2 separate regions of the Homo sapiens genome follow, and region 1 is linked to region 2. A link is a contact called in ENCODE Hi-C or POLR2A ChIA-PET data. All regions are on one chromosome and are shown on one strand. The core of a region is the stretch at or near the end of the contact, and the rest is flanking DNA. Distances in the headings are between cores, read along the strand shown. Region 1 overlaps TEK (TEK receptor tyrosine kinase). Region 2 overlaps TEK (TEK receptor tyrosine kinase).

Region 1 (4,330 bases), core at 715-3,214, 39 kb after region 2:
CAGCTTCTATCGGTCAGTGGAAGCCAACAGGCATTTATTCATGAGCTGGGTGGGAGGGGGAGGAAGGGGAAAGAGGAAGGAAGACCAGGAAGGGTGGTGGTGGGTGAGTGGGTGGGTGGGGATGGAGGTGGCAGGAGTTCGCTTTTGAATGGGTGGGAAAGTGACAGGAAGGCTAGCAACTTCAAGCCAAACTGTTCCTTTATTTGGGTTGGACTCCTGGTCTGTCTCCCTGGGGGAGGAGGTCTGCAGCACTCTGTAGGGACAGAGAAGGAAGCAGATGAGCCTTCAGGAAGGCAGGGCCTCCCCTAGGAGCTGGGATTTACACAGCAGCAACTGTGCTGAGCTTCAGCTCCTGCATTTTATCACTGGCTTCCTGTTTCCATCTTAAGGGCCCAGACCAGGCTCTTGCCACAGGCATATTTTAGAAGTCCCAGTTTATTTATTTTCAAAAATAATTTCCAATTTTTCAAAGTAATTCATGGTCAGAGTCATGACATCAAATAGAATAAGAAGCTTTTATCTAAAGAACAGCATTCTCCTGCTCCACCCTCCACCTCCCAGTCCTGCTTCCTATAGGTAGCCACTTTCATCTCCTTAAGCTATTTCTTATATTTACCTCCCTTTTCTAAATCAGTGGTTCTCAAACCTAAGTGTCCATCAGAATCACTCAGAGAGTTTGTTAAAAGATGTTTCTGGGCCTCGTCCCCAGAGTTTCGGATTCAATGGTTTTGAGGTGAGGATGGGGCCGGGGTTCAAAAATTTGCATTTCTAGTAGGTTCCCAAGTGATGCTGCTGGTCCTGGGTCCACACGTTCTAGATAACATGTGTAAAATTACTTCTGGACTTCTCAGTGGTGTTTGGTATTGACTGGCCTTCTATTGCGTTAATTAACTCTGTGAAGCCTCCTTGATGCTAACCTGACCTCCAGCTTTCTGTTACCCAGGTACCCTCCATTGAAATACTGGAGTGATCTTTTGTAAGGTTCCATTCCTGGTTCTTTGAATTGTTCACTGTGTATAACCATTCTGTTACTCTCTCTTGGTCAGTACTTTATACTTTCAACTTCATATATATTTGATTTATATCACCTAGGAAAGTAAGAATTATCATCTTCCCTATTTTACAGATTGAAAAGTAGAGACTCAGAGTACTTAATAACAGTAAGATGCATCACCATACTAAATCTTCGGGCTTCATATCTTTGTCTTTTAGAGCCAGGATCTTGCTCTGTCACTCAAGCTGGAGAGTGCAGTGGTTTGATCAACACTCATTACAGCCTCTATCTCCTGGGCTCAAGTCATCCTCCCACCTCAGCTTCCTGAGTAGCTGGGACTACAGGCACACCACCACATCTGGCTACTTCAAAAAATTTTTTTTGTAGAGACGGGGTCTTGCTTTGTTGCCCAGGCTGGTCTTAAACTCCTGCCTCAAGCAGTCCCCCAGCCTTGGCCTCTCAAAGTGTTAGGATTACAGGGATGAGTCACCACTCCCAGTCCAGGCTCCATATCCTTTTGTTTCTCCAATTATTATTTCTACCTAGAATCCCAAAGGCACCAGCTTATTATCCCAGTTCACATATTTGCCTGTGTTTTACTCCATTTACTAAAAGTAGAAGGATATGTTATGATTGAGTGAAAAAACCAGGAAGAACATCCACTTTTCTTCTGCAGAGATTGTGCACCCTTAACAGAAACATCCTTCCTTCACACCACCCACCTAGTTTTTATGTTACTAGCAGCATCCTTAAAGAACCAAATGAGACTCAAAAGCTACTCTGAGACTTATAGAAGCATTACACACAAGTAAGAAATGGCTGCTTGGGGACCCACCTGGTTGTGAATATAAAAAATAAACCCAGAAACTATATAGAGAGGAAAAAGGGACCTCTACAACCATGACCCAAGGGATCCCTGATATGTCATCATGTTACTGCTAAAAGGCAAATGGTAGTTAATTCTCTCTCAAGTCACTGTTGGTGAGTCAAGAGGGGAAGAGCATAAACTGACTCAGATGGAAAGTATTTATGGAACAGAACATAAAACACTTCACAGCCCCACACTGTACTGTCTTCAGCCCTCAGAATGTGTTGCAGCCAGGAGGTCTCTCAGAATATTTCAAAGTAGTTCTCAGGGGTAGGCGGGAAGGGGATTATTGAAGGTTCTTCTTTTCCCATCATTTGAATTTTGCTGCTGTTTGCTTTTCATTTCGTCTGGCAGTTGCACTGTTTATGTGTGTTGATTGAGATGGTGAAGGCCAGGGAGTCCGGGAGGGGAAGGAAGAGAACACTTTCTGAACATAGTGCAGAAAGGGGCAGACAGGGAGGCGTATGGGGTAATCATGTTCCCAAAGGGCGGGAAAAGGGGAAATGACTATTTATTGAGTTACTCTTCTGTACCAGGCACAGGATTAGGAGGTGTAAATGTATTCTCCAAAATATCAACTCCCCATTCTCCTTTGTCATTGCAAACCTGCCTAAACCACTCTGGGTGGCTATTTTGGAGGTTAAACTTCAGAGGTTAACAAGAGGAGATGGCATCACCTCTCTCCATTTGCAAAGGTTACAGAGAAAGGGCCATCAGACCTTTTGCATAATGCCAAGAAAATGCATGCCTAGCTGCTGGTTCTCACTAGTCTGAGGGTAGTCAGAACCAGGCTGGTGGGACTTAATTCCCAGTAGATGGAAACAGACCCTTCCTCTCACCTCGAACCAAGAGTAAGAGCAGTGTTTCTCAACCTTTAAAAAAAAATGTATTGCTCATCCCCAGTGAGCTGTTTCAGATACGTTTATCCTAGTAGATCCTGCCTCCCGTGAAATTTTAATACCACAGATATGCTCTATATCTGTTTCTGTATTATGGTCCTCTGTAAACAATTGTAGTAATCTGAAATTTTCTCATACACTAAGAACAAATTTTTTTGCCCCATAGGAGTGATTGTGTCCCTACTGAGAATGCATGAATTAGAGGATCTCTATCCTACGTTTTGGAAGGACTTCATATCTGGAATTTAAAAATCAATTTACTATTATTAACTGAAAACACACTATTTCCTCCTTTGTCCAGTGACATAAGACATCTCGAAAGAAGGAAGGGAGGGAGGAAACCAGTGTTAATAGAGCCCCTAACACCTTCCAAGCATTTTCACATCCATTTTCTCACTTATTACTCCTGAGTCTGGAAGATGGATATTTTAATTTTATTTTACAGGTGAACTTGGAGAGATTATGAATTTGCCCAAGGTTGCAAAAGTAAAGTGGCATGTTCCTGTCTCTCTGATTTTAAAACCCATATTGTTTCTATTCAGTGATGTCTTGGTAGCCCAGGCTCCTGTGGGTGATTATGGCCAGGCATCACGTAGTCATAGCGGATACCTTGATGTGATCAGAGCAGGAATAGGCCTGGCCCTGCCACCACAGCTGTATGATTTCTGAAAATCTTGCTAAGGGGAAGGAACCCCTAAATTGCTTTACAATGTATTGCTCAAAATGGTAACAGAAACGGTAAATACTCTCCCATAATCCCATAACCTTGGCAAATCTACTGTTTTGATTTTTATCAGTTTCCTTCCTATCCTTCACCATTGTAGACATAACTTTTAGCATGCCTACATGTACTTGAAGTCTCTTTATTGGGCTTTCATACTTATCCTAGTTATCTATTTTTCCACTGAATGGCTATATCATAATTTATTAAAGCAGTTTCCTATTTTGAGTGTTTAGGTTTCTTCCAATTGTTTGCTGTTATAAATAATGTAATGAATCATTTTGGTAGGGAAAAAAGTATCATATGGGCCACTTGCTTGTGTTTCTTTGATAGCTTATGAGGTGGTATCTTATTCTAGAAGCCAAGGTTACTCTTAAAAGGTGCCCTTTAGCGCTGTCATTGACTCCACCCTTGTATTAGTCTGTACTTGCATTGCTATAAAGAAATACCTGACACTGGGTAATTTGGAAGAAAAGAGGTTTGGCTTTTTACCAAGCCAAACAGTAAAAACAGTAACCATTGGCTCATGGTTCTGCATGCCGTATAGGAAGCATCTGCTTTTGGGGAGGCCTGAGGGAGCTTTTACTCATGGCAGAAGGCAAAGTGGGAGCAGGCACTTTGCATGGTGAAAGCAGGAGCAGAAGAGTGAGGGGGGGCGGTGCTATACACTTTTTTTTTTTTTTTTTTTTTTTACTGTTTCATAATTTATTTATTTTTCCATGGAAATTATTTAACATTTTATTTTCTGACAAAGCTCCTGTTTATTTTATTTTTTATTTTTTATTATACTTTAAGTTTTAGGGTACATGTGCACAACGTGCAGGTTAGTTACATATGTATACACGTGC
Region 2 (4,775 bases), core at 1,277-3,776:
CAAATAAAATCTTATATGAAGCCCCCCCGCCGCAAAAAAATAAAATAAAATAAAGTTGAGTAGCTCACTGGGAGTGGGTGAGGGTGTGGGTCTAGAGTCCATTCTGTTGATTTCACCTCTTCCACTCTCAGAAACTTCTGGAGCACCTTTTTAGAACATGAGAAATTACAGTTTCTTTAAACACAGTTTAACATGGCTCTGTCTCTAATTTCTAATGTAATTAAATTCTATAATATGGGTGTTGATTCAGGCCCACAATAATTTCCATAACTATTTTTAAATAAAAATATTCCCATGTCTTAGTTAATGGCTCATTATTCATAGCAATATTGAATACAAGAAAATGTAAATATAAAAACTAGAGTTAAACAACATTTTGAGTTCACCATAATAAGATTTAGTGAGAAGACGCTACTAAGAAAGATTAGATACTGTTCAATATAGAACACAGAAAATACAGTGAGCAAAACATTTTAGAGGATTGTTATGCTTCACTTGTGATGCTTGGTTGTTAACTTGGTAGACGTCATGCCACAATGCCAAGTAGTTCCTTATAAACAAGGACACACTTTTATGCAAACATTGAAAAAGTGTTTGAGGCTGGGCGCATGGCTCACACATGTAATCCCAGCACTTTGGGAGGCCGAGGCGGGTGGATCACGACGTCAGGAGTTCAAGACCAGCCTGGCCAACATGGTGAAACCCCGCCTCTACTAAAAATAGAAAAAAAATTAGCTGGGCGTGGTCGCGGGCACTTGTAATCCCAGCTACTCGAGAGGCTGAGGCAGGAGATTCTTTTGAACCCGGGAGGCGGAAGTTGCAGTGAGCCCAGATCGCACCATTGTACTCCAGCCTGGGCGACAGGGCGAGACTCCGTCTCAAAAAAAGAAAAAGTATTTGAGAGATCTTTGTTAAGGAAAAATAGCATTAATCTCTAAAACTTATAAGATGTATGATATTAAATATGCATCTTGTTTCAGCAAATTATTAGCCTTCATGATAGAAGTATGAATTAAACTATTAATGAATTTGATCAGAGCCTTTTAGATATGGTTGTGATGAAACAACTCACTATCCGTCCCCAACATGATTTGGAGAGGATAGCGCTATAATGTAAGAAAGGGTATTAAGCAGAGAGATTGATATTGGTATGAGCCCAGATAGGATCTGTCTTCTGGCAATGATTCTCAGGAAATGTCTCTATTAGAAAATGTCTTGAGTGGCACCAGATATGCAGTGGCAGCCATGCCTTTCATGGTGTCAGCAGCAGAACTCTTTCAAGAAGCCACGGACCACAGTTGTACTCGTTGTCGTGGAGCCTCTGCTCTATTCTTTCTGAAAGGCTGTTTGGCTACTTTTTTTTTCAGCATTAAGTTTTAACTCCTTTATTTTTCAGCATTGTGAGATAACATCACATTTCCTATTATTAGTTCAAAGAAGAGAGAAAGAGAAAAATGCATTATTTGGATGTAATTTGAAATTTGGAGTAGATATAGGGCTGAAGGATGAGACATAAAGGGACATATATGTCCATGGCTCTTGATTCTTTTCCAGCTGCCATTTTTTTCTCTCTCTCTTTCTGTCTCTCTTTTATTTATTTATTTATTTTTATTACACTTTAAGTTCTTGGATACATGTGCAGAACGTGCAGGTCTGTTACATAGGTATACACATGCCATGGTGGCTTGCTGCACCCATCAACCTGTCATCTACATTAGGTATTTCTCCTAAGGCTATCCCTCCCTGACCTCAGGTGATCCGCCTGCCTCAATCTCCCAAAGTGCTGGAATTACAGGCATGAGCCACCGCGCCCAGCCTCCAGCTGCCCCTTTTTAAGAAATGGGCCATAACACTTTTTTTTACGTTTAATTTTTATGTGTGAATAATAGTCAAATTGTTCAAAAGCCAGTACACACAAGCATATAGGGAAAAGTCTTCCTTTTACCATTGTGCCCCAACTACCCAGTTCCCCCGAATAGGTCATCGTTGTTCTTCTTTTTATGTGTCACCTTCTAGAAATTCTTTAGGCAGATACTAGCAAATACAACTATAGATTCTCATTTTAAGAAAACTAAGCAGGTGATTTTCAAGACTCATCCTAGGAAGCTGGTAGGTATGTCTTCTTATACCCAAAGCTCACATAGAAGATCCTTCTGGTACTGTAAATGGGGTTACAAAGGACAGAGTACTGGCTGGTGGAAGAGGTCTTCCTTAACCGGCATGCTGAACAAGGGTAGCGAAGTATAGTCAAGTCCAGACTCCCAGAGGCCACAATTTCCTTTTCCGTCACTGAAAGTAAAGGGAGATCTCTGAAAGGAGCAAGAGGAAAAAGAAACTAGATACATACCTAGAAATAATTTATACATAGCTTGGTTGTCTTTTCAAATCAACTGCATTTTGTATTATTTCCTAAAGCTATTAAATAAACCACGGCCACTGCCACCGCTGGGAGCTCAGAGCAGATCCTGTGGTTTTGGCAAGACTCTTGACTGGCCCTAGAAATGGGGCTGGATTGAACTGGAGTTGAAAGAATTACAGTGTTTCCTTCCTCTTGATGACTCTTTCTGGAACATGCCTGGAATGTGTGAGTGTGAGAGATGAAGTGGTGTTCACTCAGAGTCAGGCCTGGGTATGTACGTGGAAGGGGAGGTGTGTGCTGGTGTTATTTTTGGAGGCTGTAATTCCACTGTTAGGCTTTGTAGCTCGTCGTCTCTTTCAATGTTTTTACTATCCTAACTTGTATTCTCTGTCCTGAGATCTTAAAAGTTACCAATGAGGCTAGAAGTAAAATGGATGCTTCAAGGCCAGGCTTGGGAACTCATTCTAGTGGAGATTTTCTCCCTCAATCTCATGTAATGAGTTAATATTACAATAAAATGCAGGTGTAACTCCTGCTTACACGAAGACTTGACTTTGAAATTTTTCTTTCTAATCATTCAGATAAAGGTTTAATTTGTACCAAGATTATCCTCAAAACATCACTGAATACAGTAAACACTGGCAATTGCCATTAAAAACAAATTATATGAGGACTTTATATCAGGTACAATGCTTGACATAAGTAGGTGCTCAAAAATTCTGGTAAATGAATATTAGCCTTAAACGCTCAGCAGTCATTGGTCACTTTTCTTTGGCATTTTGTAAAAATTGTAATGTTTTTTTCCCCAAAACATTGGGAATAATGTTTTTTTGCCCCAAAACAGTTAAATATGGGCAAGGAGGTCAGTTCAGACTCGGGGGAGCACTTTTGTTTTTTTTTTTTTTTGAGACAGAATTTTGCTCTTTGTCGCCCAGTCTGGTGCGCAGCACTGGAACCTCTGCCTCCCGGGCTCAAATGATTCTCCTGTCTCAGCCTCCCGAGTAGCTGGGATTACAGGCACCCACCACCACACCCAGCTAATTTTTGTATTTTTAATAGAGACAACGTTTCACCATGTTGACCAGGCTGGTCTCAAACTCCTGACCTCAGGTGATCCCCCTGCCTCGGCCTCCCAAAGTGCTGGGATTGCAGGCATGAGCCACTGTGCCTGGCCCGCACTTTCATTTTTAACCTTATTATTCTAGAATTGGAAGCCGAGCAAATGGATGGACTTCAGTCAGGCAGATCTGAAATAAAATTTGCCCATCCATCCATCCCATTCATCCATACACTCATCCAACAAATACTTAAGTCCTCTATATGTTGAGATTACGGAGAATATTCCATTGTAAACCAATTCCTAAATTCCTCTTCCTATACAGAACATTTGGAGTTTATCATTTAGAGGGAGAGTAAATAAAATAATCACAAATTATGGTAATCTGTATGAATAAAACAGGAGGCCAAATTAGAGGTCAATGGGATGAGAGTGTATAGGTATTATAGATAAGGCAGGTAGAGAAGCCTTCTATGAGAAAGTGGCACTTAAGCTGAGACCCAAAGGACAAGCAGAAGGTGGCCATGCCAAGAGTGGAGAAAAACATTCCAGGCAGAAGGAACAGCAAAGGCTTTGAGGTAGGAAAGAGTATCTTGTATCCAAGGAATCAAAGACCAGTGAGCATTTGAATCCCAGCTCTGCCTTCAATAGCTGTGGAAAATGAAACTAGCTGCTCAATCTTTTGAGCCTTCATTTCTTCATATTTAAAATTGAGATAATGGTGCATACCTCACAGAGTTGCTGAATTTAATGGGTATTCAATAAGATAACATGTAGCTTATTTGAATCACTTCTACACAAAGGTCTCTGAGACTCTAGTTGGGCCCTCATCACTCAATTGATTTTTCTAGTCTCCTGATTGTTTTATGCACATTTGAGAGCCAACCATCACTGGAGCTAGAGAACATTTTCCATCCCTGATATTTCCACATTTAAAGAGGAGAGAATAGACACAGACTCTATCTGCTCATGTTAGAACCTTTAGAAATCAAAAAAGGGAGGGGTGGGGAGGGGAGAGAGAGAAAGAAAGAGAAATAGTGAGAAAATAACATGAGAGGATTTTCTTTTTAAAAGTGTACTTCCTCATTTACAGAACAAATTCATAAAATTTAAAGTTTGGGTAAGGTTTTGTTTTTGTTTTTACATTTGGGGAGAGGGTAAGGTTTGGGGCTAAGTGTTCAGGAAACAGAATAAAGAGAAATGAAATAATAATCACTGAGTATGCAATATATAACAGACAGAGTGGTTGGCAAGTTATGTATTTTATCTTATTTAATCTTTACAAGAATCCTGATGGAGTAAATGAGGCCCTGAGGGAAATGAAGACTTCACTTAGTCACTGTCTGTCACTTATCTTGA

The links. A loop is a pair of places that touch in the nucleus more often than their neighbours do. ChIA-PET counts read pairs that join two places held with the same protein, here RNA polymerase II (POLR2A). Pooled maps may share reads with other maps.
Region 1: a loop to region 2 is called in a map of endothelial cell of umbilical vein, with 4 times the contacts of the local background. The contact joins two enhancer-like sites. A Hi-C loop is called at or near these places in 7 of 168 maps with a recorded cell type or tissue (Right ventricle myocardium inferior, aorta, ascending aorta and 4 more) and 6 of 50 pooled maps. POLR2A ChIA-PET finds 5 or more read pairs at or near these places in 2 of 52 experiments (MCF 10A and PC-9).

What each region holds. Positions count from the first base shown.
Region 1 is chr9:27,192,612-27,196,941 of GRCh38, forward strand. TEK (TEK receptor tyrosine kinase) reads left to right here. Exons shown (of 23, transcript NM_000459.5): 11 at 1-12. Among named protein-coding and RNA genes, the nearest start is that of TEK, 86 kb to the left of the region's middle. Within about 2 kb of position 1,965, at least 2 of the 41 ENCODE cell types and tissues checked have a DNase peak (open chromatin) inside an H3K27ac peak, as active enhancers do; they include endothelial cell of umbilical vein, where a contact is called at or near this core.
Region 2 is chr9:27,152,570-27,157,344 of GRCh38, forward strand. All of the region lies in intron 1 of TEK (TEK receptor tyrosine kinase), which reads left to right. Among named protein-coding and RNA genes, the nearest start is that of TEK, 46 kb to the left of the region's middle. Within about 2 kb of position 2,527, at least 3 of the 41 ENCODE cell types and tissues checked have a DNase peak (open chromatin) inside an H3K27ac peak, as active enhancers do; they include endothelial cell of umbilical vein, where a contact is called at or near this core.